3 separate regions of the Homo sapiens genome follow, and all the other regions are linked to region 1. Evidence: chromatin contacts called from ENCODE Hi-C or POLR2A ChIA-PET data. All regions are on one chromosome and are shown on one strand. Each heading gives the region's core, a stretch centred on a gene start or an enhancer-like site at or near the end of the contact. The rest is flanking DNA. Distances are from core to core; before and after follow the strand shown. Region 1 holds the start of URI1 (URI1 prefoldin like chaperone). Region 2 holds the start of ZNF507 (zinc finger protein 507). Region 3 holds the start of LINC02987 (long intergenic non-protein coding RNA 2987).

What was found. Hi-C counts contacts between places; a loop is a spot of excess contacts on that map. ChIA-PET counts read pairs that join two places held with the same protein, here RNA polymerase II (POLR2A). Pooled maps may share reads with other maps.
Region 2: a loop to region 1 is called in a map of CD8-positive, alpha-beta T cell, with 20 times the contacts of the local background. The contact joins the promoter of ZNF507 here to the promoter of URI1 in region 1. A Hi-C loop is called at or near these places in 4 of 168 maps with a recorded cell type or tissue (CD4-positive, alpha-beta T cell, CD8-positive, alpha-beta T cell and naive thymus-derived CD4-positive, alpha-beta T cell) and 11 of 50 pooled maps. POLR2A ChIA-PET finds 5 or more read pairs at or near these places in 1 of 52 experiments (T-cell).
Region 3: a map of CD8-positive, alpha-beta T cell shows a loop between it and region 1 (19-fold over the local background). The contact joins the promoter of LINC02987 here to the promoter of URI1 in region 1. A Hi-C loop is called at or near these places in 2 of 168 maps with a recorded cell type or tissue (CD4-positive, alpha-beta T cell and CD8-positive, alpha-beta T cell) and 11 of 50 pooled maps. POLR2A ChIA-PET finds 5 or more read pairs at or near these places in 3 of 52 experiments (CD4-positive, alpha-beta T cell, CD8-positive, alpha-beta memory T cell and activated B cell).

What each region holds. Positions count from the first base shown.
Region 1 is chr19:29,939,529-29,944,024 of GRCh38, reverse strand. URI1 (URI1 prefoldin like chaperone) reads right to left here and starts at 1,786. Exons shown (of 11, transcript NM_003796.3): 1 at 1,361-1,786. The coding sequence starts at 1,477. RefSeq lists a silencer at 1,261-1,930 and an enhancer at 1,951-2,040.
Region 2 is chr19:32,343,800-32,348,295 of GRCh38, reverse strand. ZNF507 (zinc finger protein 507) reads right to left here and starts at 2,686. Exons shown (of 7, transcript NM_001136156.2): 1 at 2,513-2,686; 2 at 958-1,051. LOC124904689 (a long non-coding RNA gene) reads left to right here. Exons shown (of 2, transcript XR_007067225.1): 2 at 666-811. RefSeq lists silencers at 2,513-2,702, 2,733-2,862.
Region 3 is chr19:27,791,298-27,795,793 of GRCh38, reverse strand. It overlaps LINC02987 (long intergenic non-protein coding RNA 2987), which reads right to left and starts at 2,363. Exons shown (of 7, transcript NR_146733.1): 1 at 2,185-2,363. LINC00662 (long intergenic non-protein coding RNA 662) reads left to right here and starts at 1,854. Exons shown (of 3, transcript NR_027301.1): 1 at 1,854-2,262; 2 at 2,562-2,794; 3 at 3,893-4,496. RefSeq lists enhancers at 1-475, 1,642-2,121.

The sequences.
Region 1 (4,496 bases), core at 537-3,036:
TGGGACTACAAGCGTGCACCACCATGGCCCGGCTAATTTTTTGTATTTTTTTGTATAGACGGAGGTCTCCCTGTGTTGCCCAGGCTGATCTCGAACTCCTTGGCTTCAAGCAATTCCACGACCTTGACATCCCAAGCAGCTGGGATTACAGGTTTGAGTCACCACCCTAGCCACTGGATTTTTAAACCTTCATCTTGAAAACATGGCTTCCAAACCTAACAGTTGCGTTATTAGAGAAAAATGGCTGAGAAATGAAAATCCAACCCACAAAATAATTTAAACCAACCAGAACAAAGAAAGATTCCCGCAGTTCATCCCAACAGGTGGTTTCCAAGCAAACGAGGGTTTTTTAAGTTCTATCAAAACCCCCATCTAGTAGAACTGAGTATATTTTTGTATCTATGTAAACAGTCGTTCTTATACAGGAATGTTCAATTAAAAAGTTAAGAACTTTTAAACTGCTTATAGTGTTGAAGCAACTTCCTAACCCTTTATAATCCATGCTCTTCCAAACATGACATAAAATATTTTAAGCAAATTAAATACTGCTTTTCAAAGTAACAATTTCAAGACACTTGAGGGGACAGAATCAATCTGAAAGACCACAGAATCCACAGAAAAATCAGATTTAACAATAAAACTATTTCTTAAATTGGGAATACTTCTTTATATAAAGTCCCACTAGGAAACACAAAACTTTGTACCCTTTTCACCAGTAGTTTAAAACTCATTTATTATACGATGAAATTAAAATTTGTAAAAATGAGCCGGGTGCGGTGACTCAGGCCTATAATCCCAACACTTTGGGAGGCGAGGTGGGGAAGGGTAGGAGGGGGAGGATCGCTTGAGGCCAGAAGTTCGAGATTAGCCTGGGCAACATAGTGAGACTCTCTTTTTTTTTTAATGTTTAAATGGCATTATATTGTGACAAATATTAAATAACCAAATATTGCACAGGAAGCATTATCATGACAAACGCGGTAAAACTTTTCCGTGCAATCAAAGAGCAACAAACAGTACACATTTTAAGCAATGTTTAGGTCATTACAAGCTACAAATATTAAGGCGAACGCTTCCGTTGACAGCGTGCTGCCCCCGCCCCCAAATTCCCACGCGCTGCCGCACGCCTTCAGCTCAGAAGCCCCCTTTCCTGGGCAGGCGAACGGGCTGCACACCCCTCACTCCGCTGCGAAGTCAAAGGGCTGCAGACAAAGACAACAGAAGCACGTGACAAAAGTTTATCCCCGTTCCCTCCGGGGGCCCGGGCAGCTGGGCCTAGGCCACGCGGGGCGGCGGCCCAGAGCACAGGCAGGGGCAGCCCGGCGGGCGGAGGCGGAAGCGGCGCGGGGCTGCTAGTTACCTTTTCCTGCTCCTCGCGCAGCCGCGCCACATCCGGGGCGCGCAACGGAACCAGGGCAGGGGCCGGGGCCGAAGGGGGCGAGGGGTCGGGGGGCGTCTCCACGGTGGGCGCCTCCATGACGGGCCCGCGGGCCTCAGCGCGGCGTGTGAGTCCTGAACCAGCGCCTGCGCAGGCGGCGCGGCCGGCAGTTGCCCAGCGCCCGCGCGCCCGCCCTCAGGCACCGCGCGCCCCGCGCCCAGGAGGCCGCGCCCGCCGCCGCCGCTGCTGTTCGCGTCCGCGCCGCCCGCTGCCGCATCTCACACGTGCATGTCCCCGCCGCCGCCGCCCCGCAGCGGGCTCCGAGTAGCAGGCCGCCTGCCAGGTACCGAGACGCCTCTCCGGTGCGGGCCCAGCCAGGCGTCGCGTGGCGGCCGCGCCTCCCCACACGCCCCGCCTCTCGCGGCACGCCGGAAGCAAGCGCGCAGGCCCCGCCCCCGACACGCCCAGCTCGCGCAGGCCCCGCCCCCAGGGGAGTGCGCTTGATGCGAACCGCGTGGCTGGGGCTGGCGGTGTCCGCGCTGGGCTGCGTTTGTATCCCTCTGGAAGCTTACATTTTATGCCGATATTTCTTTCTTTTTTTTTTTTTGAGATTACGTATATGAAAGCACTAAATATAGGCTTTGGAACCTTAAAAAAAAAAAGCTTACATTCTATAGAAGCTCCACGCCCAGGAAACGCTCGGCAACAAGAGCCGCGTGTCGCCTTGAGTGCCCCATCTCCCTCCCCGTCGTTTGGCGCTGCATCTGTATCTAGGAGCTTAATTCATGTACTAGAGCTGTTTCATAAGCACATTTAATTTTAGCAAATTCAACTCTTTCTGTGCCTTTTTAGTGAGTTGAAATATACAATTATATTTTGCATGTTCATTAATTACTGTACACATTGTATTTTCTCTTATATAAATTAAGCTACTGTACTAATTTTAATATGCTGCTATGAATGGACTAAGAAATTTTCCAAGGATAACTTTGCCCCCACTTTTCTTTTTTTTTTTTTTTTTTTTAAGAGACTGAGTCTTGGTCTGTCGCCCGGGCTGGAGTGCAGTAGTGCCATCATTTCTCACTGCAGCCTCAAACTCCTAGACTCAAGCGATCTTCCCACCTCAGCCTCAGGAGTAGCTGGGACCACTGGCCCGCACCAACACATCCTGTTAATTTTTCTATTTTTTGTAGAGGCGGGGTCTCCCTATGTTGCCCAGGCTGGTCTTGACATTAAGCGAGCCTCCTGTCTTAGCTAACCTCCTGTCTTGGATTCCCTGAAGTGCTAGGATTACAGGTGTGAGCTACCACACCTGGCCGTTCCAATTATTTTAGAACTCCTGTGCCCACTTCCTCCTACAGCCCTTTGTACAGCCTCCTATTAACCTAACTGCGTGAAAGTGGCCTTGCCTTATCTGCTGCAGTCGCTAGCAGTAAAGATGGGTCGTGTTCGTTCCACATCATACAGACAAGTCTAGGCAGAGAGATGCCTGCAGAGTCACAGCCTGGTGTGCCTGCTTGCTCTGCTTCTCTTCCCTCACTCCTGCCCAGCTCCCAAGTCCAGATCCACCCTTTTTTTCCTTTTTATGGCTTCAAAGGAAGAAAGCAAGGACAACTTGGGAAAAGATAAATGTTCATTCCTGTCTTTTCCTCACTGCATATCCAACCATCATCACCTCTGGAACAGCCAGGACCTGACCATTGTTACCATCTCTTCTACCACCACCATCCTCTCTCCATCCCCAGCCACCTCAGCAACCATTGATCTGGCCTTGCTGCCCCTACTCTTGTCCCTTGTAATGGAGATCGGCTGCTGCCCACCCCACTTCCCCTCGTTTAGGGGCTTAACCCGCGACCACATAGTCCTGTGCCTGTAGGAAGCTGACCCACCCCCTAGCTCCAGGCAAAGGGGGTGATGCATCTCCCTTCTAAATAGTTGGTTCAAGAATGGGTGTGCGATGTCGTCCAAACAGAGACTTCCTGGAGGCTTCTGGGAAGGTTCTTTTTTTTTTCCTCTGTTGCCCAGGCTGGAGTGCAATGGTGCCATCTTGGCTCACTGCACCCTCTGCCTCTTGGGTTCAAGCGATTCTCCTGCCTCAGCCTCCTGAGTAGCTGGGACTACAGGCGCGTGCCACCACACCTGGCTAATTTTTGTATTTTTAGTAGAAACAGGGTTTCACCATGTTGGCCAGGCTGGTCTCAAACTCCTGGCCTCAAGTGATCCACCCGCCTTGGCCTCCTAAAGTGCTGGGATTACAGGCAAGAGCCACCACGCCTCTCCTGAGAAGGTTCTTCCTCATTCTTCAAAAGTGCTCCCATAAGGAATCAGTCTATCCCCTTGGCCAGGAAGTGCAAAGCAGGTAGCCCCATGTGTATCAGACAGCCCCCCAGACCACCTAGACACTCCAGTACTCAGAATGAAGTGCGATCTGTGGTCAGCAGAGCTGAGAACAGAACCCAATCCTTGACAGCATCACAGAACTTGATCCAGGGCTGAATCAACCAGCTCTGGAGTCTGCATCACTTCTGAACTTCCCGTTTAAAAGGCCAGTAAATTTTCTAAATGACCAGGACAATTTTCTATCATGAGCAGCCAAAGACATCCAATTCGCACACCTCTAAACTATTATCCACTCAGCAGTCTGGGTGAGCTTTTCAAAGGGGATCAGGTCATGTCAGTCTCCCTTCTAGGGCCCTCCATGGCTTCCCACAGCAACCAGAATCAAATCCAGACATCCTACTAGAATTCAGCATTGTCGGACCCACCTTCCCCACCTCCAACCAAGCCCCCTACCACTCAAGCCAACCACAACAATTTCTCTCTTCTTCAGATACTCCAGACTAGTTCCTGCCTCAGGGCCTTTGCACCTGCTGATCTCTCTGCCTGCAATATTTCTCCCATATCTTTCCATGGTTGCCTCCTTGCCATTACTCAGGCCTCAGTTCAAATAATAACAGGGCTTTCTTGATCTCCTGTCCACAAAAGCCCCTCCCCTCTCCTCTAGGCATCTGCCCTCACCTCACTTTTTAAATTTTCTTTGTAGCACTTATCACACTTTCAAATGATCAGCTTTGGCCGGGCGCAGTGGCTCATGCCTGTAATCCCAGCACTTTGGGAG
Region 2 (4,496 bases), core at 1,437-3,936, 2.4 Mb before region 1:
TAAAAGTAATGGCCAATAAATTCCCCATTCTTCCAGATTATTGTAATTCTAAAATATGACAAATTTATTTTGCTCCAGCCAAAAGAAGGCAGGGGACATAAGCTCAAGGGTCCCTCCCCTAAAGTGCCCTCAATTAGCTGTGTGACCTTAGGCAAGTCACTGTCTCTGTGAGTTTTAGATTGCTCAGATGTAAAACAAGAGGGTGAAGCTAGATGAACTTTCAGGTCCCTGAATTATAAACTGTCTATAAAGTTACCTGGAAACTGCTTACACATTATTTATAGATTTACCTCACTATATTGGCTACAATTTATTTGATTTAAAATCTTCTGAGCCCAAGGTAATTATTAATTACCACTAAGAAAAAAATGAGTATAAATATCACAAGTATATGGAGTTTCATAGTCTAGAGTTTCTTAGTTGGCACATAGCCTGAGAGAATATTCTAATTTGGCAGCTGCAATGAAGACATAAGGTCTAACTAACATTAACCAATATTCAGATTTACTGTCATTTATTGAGCACCTATAATGTGCCAACCAGAATGCTGGGGACTACAAAAATGACTGAGGAAATCCTTGCCCATGAGGTGCAAGTCTAGGGAGTAATGCCTCTGTAGATTTTGTGTAATATTCAAATTTTGTGTATTTTTTTTTTTTTTGCAGATGAGAAACCTGAGACTCACAGACACAAAGTGGTAACTGGTTTAAGAACAGGAATCCAGGCCAATCTCACTCTAAAACCATGCTTTCTCTAATACACCAATTTTCATCTTAATTCTCAATGAGAATAAAAATGTACAAAATATCAATACTGAAAAGAGTAACAGCTCCTTACAGCTAGGCTCTATCAAACATGTTAGTGGTATCTGATCCTCATAACTCTTTAGGACAGGCTAGGTGGGTGTTATACAGTCTTATAAATAAGGAAACACTCAGTGTGGTTTAAGTGACTTACCCAAGGTTACATGGCTGTTAAGTGGCAGAGCCAGTGTCTTTCAAATCAATTCCTGAAATTAATACAGTCCCTTGGATCAATCTTCAAAATCCAGCTGTGGCCAAGAACGAAAGTATATAGTATCAAAACATTTCTCTTTCTTGGTGAAACAAAGTAATGATTTTTTTTTTGGCAGTGAAAAATTTCTCAATATTCCATGTAAAAAGAAATTCAGAGGAATGTTCATGCAACCCTATTACGTAATGCAAATTTAAATAATTTATCTAACAAGCCGACTTGAGGATTTTGCAGAAGTTAGGAAAAAATAGCTCTGGAAACTTCTCCCAATAATTGTGTATTTTGTTTTACCTCAGAATTTAGGTACTGGACTCAACACTATTGGTTTTACTGACAACATTTTCTAATGAGAATGGAACAATAAATTGCACATTGCTATTTTAATCTAAACTAAAAATACAATCTAACGAGTGATTCTGCAACCAAGCACAATAGGCAGAAAAACAGCATAAAAAGATATGACACAGTGGTGTGACCTATATATCTTCTAACGCAGTTTCCTACTCTGGTCCTACATTTCTTTGCCACTGTTTCTTATACTGGCTGGAATAAATCTAAAAGATAAAAAAATGCTTATTCGTTTCACCTAGAATGCAACTACCTTATCGATTACGGTTAAGTAAAATAGCTCACTGCCAGGGCAGAAAAAACATCTTTAGGGCTCCCCTGAAGTTAATTTTCAACGAGTTAGTGAGGTAAAGGAATGAAGGGCCAGGCTTTCTTTTAATCAATAATGCAACCCATACTCTGAGTGAGAGGGGAGTACTGGAGAAAGTGCAAACTCAAAGAGGTGATAAATCCAGTAATTGCCTGAGAAGAGCGATGCAGACTGATAGCAAATTACAGCCCACTGCAGAAACTTAAAAATACCGCCTTGGGGTTGGGAAAGTGGCCGCCACCTTATTAATCATCCCGGCCTTCTACACAAACCATTCATTCCGATGCCCCCAGGTCTTAAGAGGTGGGAACTTTCCCTGATGGTCTCCGTGATCTCTGGAGACATCATTCTATCTCCAGAGGATGGTAATAAATGCAGAAGACCAGGGCTGCGTTTCTGTAGTAGCTTTTTCTACACCACGCACTGGCTAAAGGACTGAGGTGATGGGTCGGGAATGAGGGAGCTTAGAAAATTAATCAAAAGATGCTGTGAGAACATCGTGGCTGGGTCCATCCCGGCTGGCCTAAGCGATCTCACATTTGCAGAAAGAAGCAACGCCTGGAGAAGGAAGCAACGCCTGCGGGCGGGCCGGGCTGGTGACAGTATGCAGGGAGCAGCAAGTTCCCCCCACCCCCAGCTGCAGGGCAAGCCCAGAGTCTCCGCAGGCCTTGCTGCACAGAAGACAGAACCGGGACACGGAACTTGGGGCTTGTGGCTAGCACCGGGCGGGGGTCGGCCGGCTGAGGAGGAAGCGAGCGCCGGCAGAGGCCTGAGGGGAGGATGCACATGGCCGGCGGCGGCGCTAACAGCGGGCGGAGGGGCGGCCCCGGGGCGCGGTACCTGCGGTCAGGCGGCGGCTGCTGCTTCCGCGAGCCTCGTTTGGCCAGCCAGGACCCGGCCGTGCCCTCGCCCTCGTCCTTGCCCACCTCTCTCCCGGCTCTTTTCCCTCTTTTCCCCCGGTTTCCCCCTCCTCATCCGGAGCTCCAAAATGGCGGCGCTGGGGACGGATCACGTGAGCCGCGGGTGGGTCAGGTGACCCGAATGGCGGGCAGCGGGGGCGGGGCGAGGCTCAGGCCCCGCCTACCGGCGTCCCGGGCCGCCGAGGCTGGACCCGCGAGAGGGAGGCTCCCCAGCCGGTTTAGCCCCTTGCAAACCCTGGCTCCCGGGCGGGGTTCGGGCCCAGTTGTCTGGCTCTCATGGCCCCTTCCAGACGTCTAGATTTAGAAGTCACCGTGTATTCACTTTGGCATCTCCCCACGTCGCCTAAATCCGCTGTGGGCTAGCCTTATCACCCCACTCACCCCGCAATTGGCTTTCAACAATGGGCATTGGGGTTTTTTTTTTTTTTTTCTTTAGCCTTGTGCTTCTGGATTTGTATTAGTTCCTTTGGTAGGACTGTACATTTCAAGGTGTTCTTGGCTAAAATATAGAGGTCCTAGCCAGATTCGCAGCTTGGCGTTAAGGGGTGCCTGTTAAGGGCCAGAGCTGGCCCTGGGGAATCTCTTTGCTTGAGAGATTCAGGATTTTCAGGGTTTGTAGGACCAGACCCAGTAACACAAGCTCAGCCCTCCGAGGGCACGATGGTGTTTGTCATTCGGATCTGTTCTATGAAAGATACTAGGGTGGTTCTCCTGCTAACAGTGAAAAACGGACTAAGTGAAGCATTCCAGCCAATTTCACCAAAAATGCTGGATAGTTTTGCCGTATTAGGAACTACGCAGCATGGTGCTTGGGTCTGGACTCCGGGTGAGCGGTGGGCATGAGCAAGGGTGTAAAACTGAAGATTCTGGCCATTGTAGTGGAATGGACTCATTTGGTGAGATACCTCTTGGGGATCTGTTCCAGATCTTTTTAGAGGCCTTTACAGCTGGCTGGGCTGTCCACGGTCCTGGGAGGAAGATCCAACAAAATTTAGAATCAGACAGGCTGATAATTCCTGTTACTGTATTTCAGAATTCAAATTCATCTGAATTTGGGGGTTAGGAAACCAGCAAAGTTAGAATTTTTATTTTTATTTTTATTTTATTTTTTTGAGTCAGAGTCTCACTCTCTCCCCAGGCTGGAGTGCAGGGGCGCAATCTCGGCTCACTGCAACCTCCACCTCCCAGGTTCAAGTGATTCTCCTGCCTCAGCCTCCCGAGTAGCTGGCACTACAGGGCGTGCCACCATGCCCAGCTAATTTTTTTGTATTTTTAGTAGAGACGGGGTTTCACCATGTTGGCCAGGATGGTCTCGATCTCTTGACATCATGATCCGCCCGCCTCAGCCTCCCAAAGTGCTGGGGTTACCGGCGTGAGCCACCGCGCCCGGCTGCAAAGTTAGAATTCTGCTATTCCACAGAATCCTTTGCCAATTAGACCAAATAGCTGTGAAAAAATAAAATGTTGAGTAATTTTTTTTTCGATAAAAGGTAAGAGATTGAGCAGGAGACTAGCATGGAAGGGTGGAAAGAAAAAACAGTGAAGAAAACCCAGAAATACGAAGTGTTGAAAGGGAGAACAAACAAGTAATATGAGAAATTCCTTGCCTTGGGCTATTGGCACAAACAATCCTAACTTATCATTATCTGAAGAGAGGCTTTTCGTTAGTCATGTCTTAAGTGTAATGTCCATGAATCTGAAAGTAGACAGACGAAATGACAGAATTATTTGATCAAGGGAGAGTGCAGAAACACAATAGAGAAAATATAATCTAGGGATAATAAAGAACTTTTAAAACAAGCGAACGAAAGTGTATCTTCGTTTGAAGTTCCTGTGGTGGTCATTACTGGTATTCACCAGCTAGTTCCCATTGTCCCTCTTCTGGCATAAGGTTAGTTTCCATT
Region 3 (4,496 bases), core at 1,114-3,613, 2.1 Mb after region 1:
CACAGGAGGGACCCCAGTCCAGAGCCAGACAGAGTTCAGCTGAATGTGGGAACTCATGCCATGGAGTGGATAGCCCTGGATGACTGAAGAGCCCAGTGCCCAGGGGCGTCTCACCCACTGTGGAGACAGGCCCTTATATTAGGTGGCAATGGGGCCACCTGAGTTCTGGACCATGGCTCAAGCCCAGGCCAAGCAGCCCTGGAGTAAGGGCATGAGGCAGGGGGCCCCAAGCCAAGTTGAACACTGGGGTACCGTCCCTGGAGCAGCCTGGGGTACCCTGACAGCACCCATGCCCCAGTCTGCACACACCCCTTGTTCTGAAATTAACAGCCTGCAGGGGTGTCCTCAGTATCAGAACTAGTGGGCCACACAAAGCCCTGGAGGACTCTACAAACCCAGGTCCATGGGGAGCAGCCCTGTAAGGGCCAGATGGCTGGGTGGAAAAGCTGACCAAGTCTTCCTTCCTTTCAGCCAAATCTGGAAGAAAGGCACCTTGCCTAGAGCAGTGTTCCTGGTACCCAGGCCTCTGTGGGCATCCTTCAGCACAAAGACCCTCTCCAAGGGGGGATGGGCTGGCCCTCCCAGGACCACCAACCCACTTCCAGAAGCCCATGGGTCATCCCCACCTTCACCTGACTGGGCTGTCCCTGACGCTAAGGCCCAGCAGCACGAAGGGGATTCCACACAAATCAGGGCAGTAGGCTGCTCTCTGGCGGCACTGGGGGCTTAGGGTCTGGCCAGCCTGTCCCTGGCTCAGGACACATGCCTGGAAATTAGGGTTTTCTCCTCTGCTCTTAGCATCTCCTGGGTAAACCAATAATTACTCTCCCTCATGTCTCAAAATTCACATCTATCTAAAAGGCGCTAGTGAGGGTGACATTTCCAGGAAGCCATAGCCCATGTCACCCCCTGCAAAGCTGTGACCTTTTCCGCGGGCAGGCCAGGCGGCGGAGTTCTCCCAAAAGCGGATGAACTGGCACTCTGGCTGGAGAAAGCAGAGAGCAGCAGCACAATGGACAGCGTCTGGGACCTCAGGCCGATTCCACAGCAGCTTAGGAAAGCAGGAGGCCCCCTGGGCGGGAGGAGGCTTGATGCTCTGGAGGGAAACGGAACTGAGCAGCGGGAGGTGGGGTGAGCCTGAGACCCGACCGATTTTGGCAAAGGCGAGGCGCACTTTGCAGTATCATACTCTCCTCACTGCCCAGCCCAGACCTGCCCTTCAAGTCCCTCTATGGACTCACTCCCCTTAGCCAGGGGTGGCACAGATTCAGTAGCCAGCATGGGTTTGGAAACAGAGGTCAACACCGCCCTGCCCCTCCCTGCGGGGCTGCGCAACACCCTTGAACCCTGCGCATGCTGAGACTGTAGTCCCATAGCCCTGCGACCAACGGCCGGAAGCAGCTAAGACACTATTACCAGCATGCCCGGCAGGAGGGCACCGCGCTGCCCCCCCCCCTCAAGGGACCAGCATCATCCCCACTCCCGTAGCATACTGGGATTGTAGTCCCGCAGCTCTGCCACCAACAGCCAGAAGCAGTTAAAAAACTGTTCCTCTCAGCATGCCCTGCAAGGCGCGCACCGCTGCTGTACCTCCCTTAACGTATCCGTAACCTCCCTCAACGTATCCGTACCTCCCTCAACGTATCCATACCTCCCTCAAGGTATCCGTACCTTCCTCAAGCTATCCGCACCACCCTCTCTTCCATTTCATGCGAAGATTGTAGTCCCGCAGCCCTGCGACCAGCGGCCGGAAGCAGCTAAGATGCTACTGCTCCCAGCATGCCCCGCGAGGCGCGCACAGCACAGGCCCTCTCTCAAGGTCACCACCTCCACTCCCGTTGTATGCTGGGATTGTAGTCCGGCCGCCCTGTGACTAACGGCTGGAACCGCCTAAGACACCACCCCAGCCAGCATGGCCGGCAGGAGCGCACCGCGCTGTCTCCCTCCAGGGATCCGCACCGCCCTACAATCCTGCTTTGTGCTGAGATTGTAGTCCTGCAGGCGTACAACTAACAAGCTGGGTGCAGATAAGAGACTACAGCTCCCCGCATCCCAAGCAAAGGTCCCTCCTCTACGGAGCCCCTCCACGCGTCCACTGCGGTTCCGCCGTGCCAAGGGGAGCTTGGCTGTTCACGGGCCTCACCTGCTAGCGAGAAGATAGCTTGGCCGGGCGGCTGATCTCACCTTGTAATTCTGACACTGTGTCTCCCGGGCTTGTCGGCTTCATGACTTGTGCCCAAAGTTTGATTTCTCGCAGACCAGGTAAAAGCCAAGAGGCTCTCATAGGCGCCTTGGCAGAGTTGCCATTGGAACGGGCGTCCTCTAGTAGCTGGGATCTCCCCGCCCCTTCCTCCTGAGGGGCCACTCCTTTCTGCCCCACCCTTCTTATTGCCCCACCCTTTGCCACACTCCTTCAGAGATGCGCAGTGCTGCCCCTTTCTATGGGCAGGGCCGAAGGTCCGCGTGTAAAAGTACCCAGTCCCTGGTAACCTGACACTTCCCTTTTAAAAGCCACCTTTTGTCTATCTCTGGCCTGCCACGATTCTTCCTGTGCTCCATAGGAGGACCCATTGGACCCCCGGGCTGGCTGCAGGGCCCACACCTGGGTTAGACCTCGCACAGGGACGCTGCTGCCACTGTAATAAAGCGTGCCTACACGCTTCTGAAACTGGTGTAGGAACAACCTCAGTTCTGTGAAAGGCGGACGCAGCAGGACAGAATCTCCGTGGACATCTGTCTGGAGGAGCAATTTTACTGCGACATTTTAAAGAAACAAATTTAATTGATTTCCAAGGTAAGAAATTAAACCTTGAAAACTAAACTGAAAAGTCATCTGTGTTTGACAAGTCAGACTTTCTCCAAGAAGAAAACTAAGGAGTGCATATTTTCCATTATTATAAATAGTGAAAATGAGAAATCATAGCAACTCCCTGGAAAATCTTGCTCTGCCAGTTTTCTAAATCACAGTAGGGCCTCGATATGGTTTTATTTGTTTTTGTTTTTGTTTTGGAGTGTGTTCACCTTTTGAATATAAGAATTTGCGGTTTTGACCAAGTTTTTAAATTTTCAGCTATTGTTTATTTGTTTTTGTATTATATTTAATTTTTCTGTCTCTCCCTCTCTGTCTCAGACTCAATCATTTCACAGGTCTCTTAGGCCTCTTTTCATTTTCTTTAAACTTGTTTCAGTCTTCAGATTGGATGGTTTATATTGCTGTCTTCTGTTTCTACTCTGTAAACTAAAAGTTCTTTTTATTTTATTATTTTATTGTCTTCTATTTTACTCTTTTTATAATTTCCATGTCTCTGCTGAGACTCTACATGAGTTAATTCATTATGAGAATATTTTCCTTTACCCCCATGAACGTACTTATAATAGCTGCCCTGAAATACTTGTCTGCTGATTACATCATCTCGGACATCTTAGAAATAGCTTCTGCTGCCTGCTTTTTATCTTGTGTATAGTTTGCATGTTACATTTCTTCACACATTTTATGAATTTTAATATTGTGTAATAGAAATTATAAATATTAGTTATAGAGACTAAATTCTGTTGTATTCTTTGGAAGAGCATTGTTATTATTTGAAGAGGGGGTAAATGTGGCTGAATTCAAACAGAATAATTATCTTCCCTACGGTGGGAAAGGTTGAAATTCTCATTCAGTCACACACACGTATGTATGTATTGTATATAGATGAATGTTTCTATGTAACTATATATAATATTTTATCCAGATTGTATCATTGTTATCTGTGAGAGTGTTAGTTTAGCAAGCTACTCCAGTATTACCGGAAGCCAGAACTTCAGTTTTGTTTTCTTACTGGATTTTATGTAAATGAGAGTATCTACTATGGATAGTTTTACACCTACTTTTTCTTTTTTTCTTTTTTAGTTATTTGAGACAGAGTCTCGCTCTGTCACCAGGCTGTACAGTGCCGTGGCCTGTCTCGGCTCACTGCAACCTCCACCTCCTGGGTTCAAGCGATTCTTATGCCTCAGCCTCCCAAGTATCTGGGACTACAGGCATGCGCCACCACGCCCAGCTGATTTTTGTATTTTTAGTAGAGACGGGGTTTCACCATGTTGACCAGGATGGTCTCAATCTCTTGACCTCGTTATCCGGCTGCCTCCTCCTCCCAAAGTGCTGGGATTACAGGCGTGAGCCACCATGCCTGGCCACATCTACTTTTTTAAATGTGTCATTATATTTGTGATATTGTCATGATGTTTTCTACTTATATTTTATTCAAAAATTTTATACTTTAAGTTCTTACCTTTAGGTCTTTGATGCATTTTTATTTGTTTATGGTGTAGGGTAAATGTTCAACTTCATCCTTTTGCTTGTGGATATCCATTTTTTCCCAGCACCAATTGTTATAAAGACAGTCCTTTGCCCATTGAACGGTCTTTGTATCCCCATCAAAAATTATTTGACCATATGCTGCTTTATACTGTTCCAGTGTCCATATGTGTGTCTCTTTGCCAGTACCACACTA